2 separate regions of the Homo sapiens genome follow, and region 2 is linked to region 1. A link is an interaction called in ENCODE POLR2A ChIA-PET data of the cell type or tissue named here. Cell type or tissue: K562. All regions are shown on one strand. Each heading gives the region's core, and the rest is flanking DNA. Links, peaks and the distances in the headings are about the cores only. Region 1 overlaps HNRNPA1 (heterogeneous nuclear ribonucleoprotein A1). Region 2 holds the start of MIR148B (microRNA 148b).

Region 1 (5,374 bases), core at 73-5,072:
AGAGTGCTGGGATTACAGGTGTTGAGCTACTGTACCTGGCAATGTTTCCACATTTCTTTCTTTTTTTTTTTTGAGACGGAGTCTTGCTCTGTCGCCCAGGCTAGAGTGTAGTGGCACGATCTCGGCTCACTGCAACCTTTGCCTCCTGGGTTCAAGTAATTCTCCTGACTCAGCCTCCAGAGTAGCTGCGATTATAGGCGTGCGCCACCATGTCCCGCTAATGTTTGTATTTTTTTTGGGCAGGGGGGACAGAGTCTCGCTCTGTCACCCAGGCTGGAGAGCAGTAGCGCGATCTCGGCTGACTGCAACCTCCGACTCCCCGGTTCAAGCAATTCTTCTGCCCCACCCTCCTGAGTAGCTGGGACTACAGGCGCCCGCTGCCACGCCCGGCTATTTTTTTGTACTTTTTTAGCAGAGACGGGGTTTCACCGTGTTGCCCAGGCTGGCAACCCGCCCACCTTGGCCTCCCAGGTAGGATTACAGGCATGAGCCACCGCGCCTGGCCAATTTTTGTATTTTTAGTAGAGATGGGGTTTCACTATGTTGGCCAGGCTGGTCTGGCACTCCTGACATCGTGATCCACCCGCCTCGCCCTCCCAAAGTGTTGGGATTACAAGCATGAGCCATCGCGCCCGGCCATCTTGTTTCCACATTTCAAGCTGCAAAGGCAGGGGCTTGGGCTAGCTGTTCAGAAATTTAATTAGTTTACCTAAGAGACGTCAGATCCCCCTGCTCTCATGAAAATCACTAGTGAGGTCTTATACACACACATACTTGTTCAGCGTGCTGACCTAAACAAGGTGGAACATAGTTTGAAAATAGAGCAATCTGAGTTATATGATCCAGTGGTTGCAGGAACTTGGGACAGGATTTTATCTTCAGCCTATTTCCTCATTTAGAAAATAATGGAATTTACTTTTCACAGTATTATAATAAAGTATATAGCAAAGTACATGGACTGAAACAATGTTTCTCTTCAATAGGAATGCTTTTAGGAAACTATCCTTAGGAGTTTTCCTTTCCCTTCAAGGAAATTTGATTGTCTACAATAAAAACCTCTAGCAAATGCCAAGTCACAAACTGAGACCCCTGACATTACTTCCCCCAAGTATCAAAAGGCTAATGGAACTTAGTCCCATATACAGTTGTTTCAAAACAGCATGGGTGTTAAAAGGCAAAAATTTCCCAAGAATCCTACCTCCACTTTTGTTAGGCTCAAAACTGAGGCTGGATAAACTTTCCTTGAAAATAACAGAAACAGTTTAGTGGCCAGGCACGGTGGCTCACACCTCTAATCCCAGCACTTTGGAAGGCCAAGGTGGGCGTTTATTACCTAAGGCCAGGAGTTCAAGACCAGCCTGGGCAATACGGTGAAACGCTGTGTCTCTACTAAAAATACAATTAGCCAGGCACCTCTAGTCCCACCTACACGGGAGGTTGAGGCAGAATTGCTTGAACCTGGGAGGCAGAGGTTGCAGTGAGCAGAGTGTCACTGCACTCCAGTCTGGGTGACAGAGGGACACTTCGTCACACACACACACACACGCAAGAACCTAAGCATTTGCTAGAGGGTACAATTATTGCTTCCAAAATAGTCCTTACATTTTTAGGCTATCTTTGAGAGGCTAAGTCTTGCCTCTCATTCAGTTCACTTTCTTACTCCTGGCTTGAGAATTCTACTGAAGTATGAGACAGCTGGCCAATAAGCCCAACTTGTTTGCCAAAGATGAAATCCATTATGTCCTTCTGCAACAGATGGTGAGCGTAAGTCCCAATAGAGACATACTGAGCTCAATGGCAGTGCTACAACTTGATTTTCCCTTGCCAGGGGAGCTAGAAAAAGGACATGCTCAATTGGATCAATAGTAAAGTTTACTTATAGTGAGCCAAGAATTACTCCTGTAGTGAGAACCCATTTCTATTTTCATTAAACCATGAAGCTGAATGGGATGAATCTAAATATAGAAATTCACATTAGAATCAACCATATCCTCTCTAACCTGAATTTCAACATGTTATTAACCATAGATATCACAAAGGAGGACAAAACAAGCAGAACTAAGTTAAATACAGTTTATTAAAAAAAAAAACCCATTCACAAAATGGAATTTGAGCTGCAGAACAGCTCATGTAAACTGCATGGCAGTGATAACGAAGTACAGTGGCTCAGATAAAGGTCTTCACAAGGACGTTCCTGCAAAAGGCAAAAGAGGTTGTAAAGTATTCATATAAGCAGAGGTGAATGACTACACAGTTATATCCACTGTCACTACTGGGAATACCTGGTTGGCTAATAACTCTTTTTGCAATTGGATGAGATTACGAAGTGTTTTGGTTTAAGGTACAGCTTGTCATTCTTTTACTTTGGGAACGCAGGGCATTCTTTTGCTGAGCACTAATTTGTAAAAACTTACCTTTCTGCCACGAACTTGGACAGATGAGTTTCTGTTTTTAAGAGCTGATAAGACTAGTAGCAGACTCCTCCCTAGAAAAGTAAACAACCTTTAGAACTAGCTCTAAGACCAAGTCCCATCTCAAGCTAAACCCCCCATACCTCCCATTAATAACCCACCCATCCCCCCACCATTTGGGGAAGTCTATTACTTTGAGCCATTATTTTAAGGAAATGGGTCAAAGGAAGATAAATAAAAGGGCAAAAATTTATATTCACAGTACAAATAATGTGCTCACTTCCTTCAACTGGGAGCCATCAATAGGGTGTCAATTTAAAACAATTCATCTCCAGAAAAACCAAGTTCAGCTTAACTGGACTAGTTTTGGCTCAATATATTAAGAAAAATGTTTAACAGAAAACTGGACTTTAAGTAACTATATGGATGTAAGTAAAATCTGTTCTTACCTACCCGCATAGCAATAAAACCTTTCCTCCTGGTTCTGACTGCTAGTCCTAAGAGTCAGGTGTGCCTTACTCTTGTCTGCCTCCTTCCTTGCGATGATCACTGATATTTCACTCCCTCCTAGCTTTCATGGAGCGTGCCGTGGCCTGCCCCTGGCTTATCTGTACTCCACATACCACAAGTGTCTACTCTCAGCTGTAGAGTGTCTGAGCTCGGAGCCATTCGCGCTATACTTGCTAGCAGTTCCTAGTAGCTGAACATCTCTCCTGGATCTTTAAAGGCATTGTCACGAATCCTGAGGTATCTGCAAACTCCCTCAATAGTTAGGGTTCCACCTGCTATTGCAAACTCAGCCAGTATCATGGAACTATCACCCATGCTTTCCCACCCACCACCACCTCCCACCCACCTCCCACCACCCTCCTCCTCCCCAAACTTCCAACACACCCATGGGATGGAATATACAGTCCTATTGATAGACAAATCTCTATGCTACTAGGTACAATAGCACTGAAATTGAGAGAGCACCAAAGGTAAGGCTCAAAAGAATCTATGTACAAATAACACATTATTGGATATTAACTGTTAAAGGTTTAGAAATCATTTTCTATACAATTAACATTTTAGGTAGGTTGTGTGACCCCTTGTGCCATAAAGGGAAACTGCAGTTAACATGAAATTATGTAGAAAAATTTAGTTTCTATTGGTATGGTTTGAATCTCCAAATTAATTAGTATAGTTAACTGATAGAACCTCTGAAGGCCCACCCAACCAGAACCCAGTCAAACTGCAGTTTTCCTTTAATGTAAGCCTATCTTTACGTTCATTAAAATGCTTTCTGATATTAGTTATTTTTAAAAGGCCTCCCAGACACTTCAAATCTGCGGATTTATGGAGCGGCATTAGCCAGCAGCTAGTTTCTATTCCCTGGCAGAGCTTTGAACTTGAATTGTGATAGAAGCATTCAACATTATTATCAGGGGGAGTGGGTAGGGAAAGTCCAAATCTCTGCCAGTCCCAAATCCATACAGTTGTCATTTCATTCAAGAGAATTAAATCGTTTATTGATTACACATGATAATGGATACACAAGCTTCATTCCCATCTATAATTTTATCTGGTACCATTATTCAATTTAGATATATTGCATAGGATGTGCCAACAATCACTTTTATAACCATTCCATGATTTTGCTTGGGTAATCCCTTTTAATGGTGAACTTCAGGTCACAACAGTAACTATCAGTTCAACTACACCAAGGTTTCCGAAGACAATGGCTTCTCCACCCAAGCAGGTTGTATATAAATTCCAAATAGAACCTGGCATCACCCTGAAGGAATTCTAACTTCACACTGTTGGGGAAATTTACCAAGATGGCTTAAGAGTAGACTAACTTTACACAGCACATTAAAAAAAAGACATTTATTCAGCGTCACGATCAGACTGTTACATTTAGCAATCAACAGCATGGGGTGCAAAAAAAAAAATCTACATTAAAACCCTTTGTTGGAATGCTTTACACTTTCCACAGAACAGAAACTAAAATAACCTGTTATACAATTAGTCACAAATACAGTCCTCGAGTTTTTTGCCCATACACATGAGTATTTGTCTAAAACATGTCTTCTTTGTAGCAGCTAGGCCCTGCCACCACTGTGCTTGGCTGAGTTCACAAATCTGTTGTAACCTGTAGCTTCCCTGTCACTTCTCTGGCTCTCCTCTCCTGCTAAGCTTTGTTTCCTGTTGAACAATATGGAATAAAGTTGTTAATCTAAACATATTAAGACTCAAGGCTACAATCCAATATCAAGTTTGTTTCCCACAAATTTTGCTGATCTGAATATTAACTTTATATCCACAATTACTGCAATTATAATGTTAACTATGTTGCACTGCTCAGCTACATTAGGGTTATTGGGTTCATCAGCAATTTAAAAAATTATGTCAACACACAAAAAGGTGCTTACTTACCTAATTAAAATCTTCTGCCACTGCCATAGCTACTGCTGCTGCTGGAACCGCCATAGCCACCTGAAAAGTACAATTTTTCTTTTAAAGTTTCAAAGTGCCAACAGTAATGTTTTCATATTTGGGATAATAAAAGTTAAATTCAAGTGTCTGGCCATTTAAAAATGGCCCTACTACAAGGGAGGTGGTAAAGAGGTCCCATGATTTTTCTAATTTGTGATCAAATTATCACTTTCTGAAGGTTCTAAACTATAAACGTTTTGCTGCCCAGACATAGCAGTTAAAGGGCTTTCTTCCCAGCAGTAGCTACAGACACTCTTTTGACATTATCCAAAATTACATAGATACCATACCTTGGTTTCGTGGTTTTGCAAAGTATTGGCCTCCACCGCCATAGGGGCCAGAGCTTCTGCCTCCAAAATTTCCTCCCTTCATGGGTCCAAAATTTGAAGACTGATTGTTGTAATTCCCAAAATCATTGTAGCTTCCACCACCTCCAAAATTGCTTCCTATGAATGGGAAAGAGGGCCTTTATCTGTTACCTGAGG
Region 2 (5,374 bases), core at 242-5,241, 51 kb before region 1:
TCCATCATTGTCCAGAATCAGGATGGCTTTGACAGTATACAGGGAAGGTTCCTGAAGAGATACGAACATACCTTCAGTCCTGAAGCCTCCCATCACCACTGGTAAACCAGATACCTTCCCCTAGTCCCACTGGGGCTGCAAGGGGATACAGAGGTACCTCTGTAAGTCCCTTACCTCAACTTGGTCAGATTTTGATATTTCCCATTGAGAAAGACCCAGGGTAAGTAAACTGAATTGACAGAGAAAGCATTTAAACAAAGGATTCCAAAGTACCATCAGAGAAACAGTTTCTCTGACTCACAGGGGGCTTAATCAAGAGAGGTCATGCTGTTATTTCCAAATATTATGGTACAGTTATTTTCCAAATTACCCTCTCCCTTCCTGCTCTCCCATGTACAGGTGGCTATAGAATGTGACCAGATTAATTAAAAGGCACTGAACAAAGCCATTTGAAAATAGGGTTGAATGTCCTAGTATACTTGGAAGTTTCTGCAGTCCGAATGCAGTAGCAATGCAGAAGCATAAAGCAAGCCTTCCCTAAACCACCCACACACTAAGCAGAGGGAAAAGAGCGTTTACACACACACACACACACACACACACACACACACACACACGCACAGGCACACCAGTTCTCAATGCAGCCTAGTAAAACAGCCATCTTCAAAAACTCTCCTATGTTCTCCAATTCTTCCACTATACCTTAACCACTACCACTTAACTTCCAAGGACAAAAGCCAACCTGAATTTTGGGGGAGTTAAGAAGCAGTGAGAAGATGATCTATCTGAGAAACACTCTGGGGCCTAGAGTGAGTGAGCAAGAGGGTAATTTTTTTTCCACTACCAAGAATCAAATAAGGAATCACGGCCTCAGTCTTAATGGTTCTTCTTCAACTGTAAGTATATCACTTGCAAAACCTGTGGTGGTCTGTTGCTCTCCTCTACCACTGCAACTTCAAGGGAGCCAGCTAACTAGGAGAAGGAAAATCGCAGGAGGCTGAGGCAGGAGGATTGCTTAAGGCCAGTTCAAGACCAGCCTGGGAAACACAGGGAGACCCCCCATCTCTACAAAAATAAAAAAAATTAGCCAGGTGTGGTGGCGTGCATCTATAGTCCTAGCTACTCAGGAGGCTGAGGTGATAGGATCTCTTGAGCCCAGGAGTTTAAGACCACGCTGAGCTAGGACTGCGCCACTGCACTCCAGGCTGGGTGACAGAGTGAAACCCCATCTCTAATTGATTGAATAGAAAAAACCAAAAGTGTGGAGAGATAGTGATGTGTGCATGAAAGGTATTTGCAGCCTCACATTCCTTGACTTTCTTTTTTTTTTTTTTTTTTTTAAGAGAAAAGGTGTCACTGTATTGTTCAGGCTGGTCTTGAACTCCTAGGCTCAAACAATCCTCCCACCTAGGCCTCCCAAAGTGCAAGTGTGAGCCACTGCGCCCGACCTACATTCCTTGACTTTCTAATCAACATTACTTACCATTGATATCCCTTGTGCTGAGACAAGGCTGTTGCTTTGCTACCTCTTTCCTGGCCTTATTTAAGAAACCCACAGTCCTCACAGGAGCCAAACACAAAAGTATGTGTTTGACAGATATCCAAGAGTGAGGAGGAAAAAATCATTGCCAAGAACCCAGAAACTGCAGCCTCTACAAACATAAATTGCCTCATGAGGCTTCAGGAGGTTTATGGTTCCATGCAAAGAATCAACCCTGTTTGCGGGGGCAGAGGAGGGCAGTTCAGAATGGAAGTAAAAGGAACCCAGTCTTTTGACAACAAGGTGATGAGGAACATAAGCTTTCCCTACTTGAATTCTTGAGGACTGCAATTTTTGTTTTGTTCGCTGGTTTGTCCCATTTGTCCAGAACAATGCCTGACACATACTAAACTCTCAATATTTGGTGAATAATTCAGAGAATAAAGGAAGTTTGAGAATAAAGTTAAAATACCTTGACGCAGTATGCATCTAAGGGACTACTTATAATTAGACCTCCACATATAAGTGGATTTTCTGATGTGGCCACTTTGGGTGATATTACTACCAACTTTATCCCTCCTCTGATAAACACTCCTTAGAGATGTCCATCCTGTATATATAACACTCTGGAATAAACAAGGCATGAGTAACTCCTCTCTCAAACTAAAGAACTTTGTTGCCTAGTGGAGGGAAGTCCTCTAGAGTCTAGTCTTAAAAGGTCACAAGTAGAAGCAGCTCTCCTAACTCCTAATTCCTCACAGAAAGATCTTCCTGTAAAGCAGGCTCAGTTCTATAACAACTTGGGTCCTCAATTCCAAAAGGGAGACAACAATGGGAATGAGTTTTCTTAATGGAAGAAAAGAAGTCCAAAAGGAACAAAATTTAGACGAAATCATTTTTTCCCACAACCTTTTCCTGGAAATCTTTGGCTCTGTTCCTCTATCCACATTCACAGCAACTTTAGAGAGCTGCCCATTAGTTTAAGCTGGGCATTAACCTGGCATAGGAAACTGGTTCTTGCAGCCATAGAGTTTGGCATCCCTAGAACCCAAAGAAAAGCAAAGCCCTAATGGCCCCCAGCCAACTGGGAGAGTCAGACAATGTCCTTTGTGGCCAACAGGGTGTGAGTGCCTACAACAGCCACACCGGCAAAGAGAGAACATATCCCTGGGTTCTGCTCTTGGTTCTTTTCACTGGCTTCCTAGAAGACATTATCAAAGAAACCCCAAAAATAGAAACATTGGATCTTCCTGGGAAGAATAAAAGACAGGCTAAGGAGGACAAGGATAAAGACTAGATTTGACATAGAGCTTACTGGAGCTCTCAAAAGGGAAAGAAGGCATTACAGAAAAGGCTGGTCATTTCAAACTTCCAAAGGAGGAAGCATACTAAATAAAGCTGAGAATTTAGGCAGGCGCTTAAATGCCGCTTCAATTCTCCATTCTGCTACAGCTGGAGCCAGCAGCTTCTTTACTTCTCCTGCCACCTCCTGACTGCAGCTGGTTCCACTTCAGCCTGGGGCTTTTACCTCTCAGGAGTGGGGAGGGCTATGCCATAAAACTAGCCAGTTTAAAGGCCCCAGAAGTCATTACTGATAATGTAATTTCATTTTAAGTTTTTGCAAAGGGCAAGTTTATAAATAACTCCCAGCTACTGAGAAATGGGCTTCCAGGACAATGGACTAGGCTTGACCTTGTAACACATTAAATGCTGACTGTTGAGAAAGACCTTATCAGCTTAGGGCCACACTGAAAGAATTTAAAAGGTCTATTCTTCCCTCCCACTCCCAAAATGGGTAGCTGCTAGAAAGCTTTCGAGACAAAGTTCTGTGATGCACTGACTTTCAGAGAGCCACAGCCTGAGTGTATAACAGAACTTCACCTCAAATGCTAATCGTGCTTGGAAATGATGTATAGGCAGATTGTTTTGTGGGAGATTGGGTGACTTAGACAGATTTTCATGTATTTATGTTTTTATTATCAAGAAAACAAGAATGCTGTCCTCAAGACAGGTGAAACACCACAGAACAAGCAACTAGGCTGCTGCAAATGAATCTTTGATCTCAGGGGCTTCTTTTTTTTTTTTTTTTTTTTTTTTTGCGACAGTCTCTCTCTGTCACCCAGGCTGGAGTGCAGTGGAGCAAACTCCGCTCACTACAACCTCCACCTCCCGGATTCAAGTGATTCTTGTGCCTCAGCCTCCCGGGTAGCTGGGACTACAGGCACACACCCCCATGCCCAGCTAATTTTTGTATTTTTAGTAGAGACGGGGTTTCACCAAATTGGCCAGGCTGGTCTCGAACTCCTGACCTCATGATCTGCCTGCCTCGGCCTCCCAAAGTGCTGGGATTACAGGCGTGAGCCACCGTGCCCGGCCTCAATCAGGGGCTTCTAAAGCCTGGTGAAAAGCATCAACATCTCCAAGAACTCTCTCCCCTAGCGCATAGAGGACTAGAGGGAAAGAGTCATTCCTAGTGCTGCCCCCTGTGGGCCTTCTCGGTGACCTGCAGCTTCCACAGGATTACAGTCATAAGCAAAAATATTTTTCAAAGGCAGCTCTGGATAAGAGCTTTTTTTTTTTTGAGACGGAGTCTCGCTCTGTCGCCCAGGCTGGAGTGCAGTGGCACGATCTCAGCTCACTGCAAGCTCCGCCTCCTGGTTCAAGCTCTCCTGCTTCAGCCTCCCGAGTAGCTGGGACTACACGCACCTGCCACCATGCCCGGCTAATTTTTTGTATTTTTAGTAGGGATGGGGTTTCACTGTAGCCAGGATGGTCTCAATCTCCTGACCTCGTGATCCGCCCGCCTCGGCCTCCCAAAGTGCTGGGATTACAGGCGTGAGCCACCGCACCCGGCAAAAGCTCTCTATTTGTGTGTCTTGTAGGACAAACTAGTAGAGATGGGCCCTGAAAAATAAGTGAATTAAGTCTGTTCACAATGTATATAGTAAGAGAACTCTTTGGGGTAAGATCTTAGTAAGCCACCAGAAGACTGGGAGAATATGTTTGGGGAAGGTAGAGAGGATACTTGGAAACTATAATGAATTATTTGATTCATTTAGGGGAAAAAACCAAGAAGCCTCTATGGAGGGAATTACAGGATGCCATCTACAGAGCTGAAAGAGCACAAATAAGAATATGGAGGCCAGGCGCAGTGGCTCATGCCTGTAATCCTAGCACTTTTGGAAGCTGAGGCAGGAGATCACTAGAGCCAGGAGTTCAAGACCAACCTGGGCAACACAGTGAGACCCTGTCTCTGCAAGAACTTAAAAAAAACAAAAATTAGCCAGGCATGGTGGCATGCACCTGTAGTCTCAGCTACTCAGGAAGCTGAGGCAGGAGGATCGCTTGAGCTTGGGAGTTCAAGGCTGTAGTGAGCTACAATTGCGCTACTGCACTCCAGCCTACACAAAAGAGTGAGACCGCCTCAAAAAAAAAAAGAAGCTGACTGAGATCACTAAAAAGTTCTTCATTGTCTACTTAAAAATAAATCCTTCCAGCCTGGCCAACATGGTGAAACCCTGTCTCTACCAAAATTACAAAACTTAGCCAGGCATGGTAGCAGACGCCTGTAATCCCAGCTACTCAGGAGGCTGAGGCAGGAGAATCGCTTATACCTGGGAGGCAGAGGTTGCGGTGAGCTGAGATCGCACCACTGCACTCCAGCCTGGGCGACAGAGCAAGACTTCAGATCAAAAAAAAAAAAAACATTCCCTAAGGCCATACCAAAAGGGCCTGATGTGGCATTACCCTGATGTGGCAATGGGTCTTGGTGAATTAAAAACTGTAACAAGATTCTCTTGTCTCAATCCTGTTTATAAAGTAAAACTAAGAAGGTAAAAACTAGAAGGAGAAATTCCTAGATACCACTCCCAGCTCCAAATGGCTAAGTAGGTA

What was found. ChIA-PET counts read pairs that join two places held together with the same protein. Peaks named below come from ENCODE experiments on the same cell type or tissue, not always from the same donor. Only the 100,000 strongest peaks of a DNase experiment are listed, where the experiment ranks them.
Region 2: POLR2A ChIA-PET joins it to region 1 with 36 read pairs; 34 of 35 experiments call an interaction of 5 or more read pairs at or near these places.

What each region holds. Positions count from the first base shown.
Region 1 is chr12:54,283,773-54,289,146 of GRCh38, reverse strand. HNRNPA1 (heterogeneous nuclear ribonucleoprotein A1) reads right to left here. Exons shown (of 11, transcript NM_031157.4): 9 at 5,180-5,335; 10 at 4,830-4,889; 11 at 2,060-4,598. The coding sequence ends at 4,834. Among named protein-coding and RNA genes, the nearest start is that of HNRNPA1, 5.7 kb to the right of the region's middle. In K562, for the core only: CTCF peaks have their summits at 2,817 and 3,511; a DNase peak (open chromatin) is centred at 3,016; H3K4me3 peaks cover 4,783 bases.
Region 2 is chr12:54,335,224-54,340,597 of GRCh38, reverse strand. It overlaps COPZ1 (coat protein complex I subunit zeta 1), which reads right to left. Exons shown (of 9, transcript NM_016057.3): 2 at 1-51. It overlaps MIR148B (microRNA 148b), which reads right to left and starts at 3,382; the gene lies at 3,284-3,382. In K562, for the core only: CTCF peaks have their summits at 2,978 (motif pointing left) and 3,969 (motif pointing left); DNase peaks (open chromatin) are centred at 2,599, 3,107 and 3,937; H3K4me3 peaks cover 266 bases.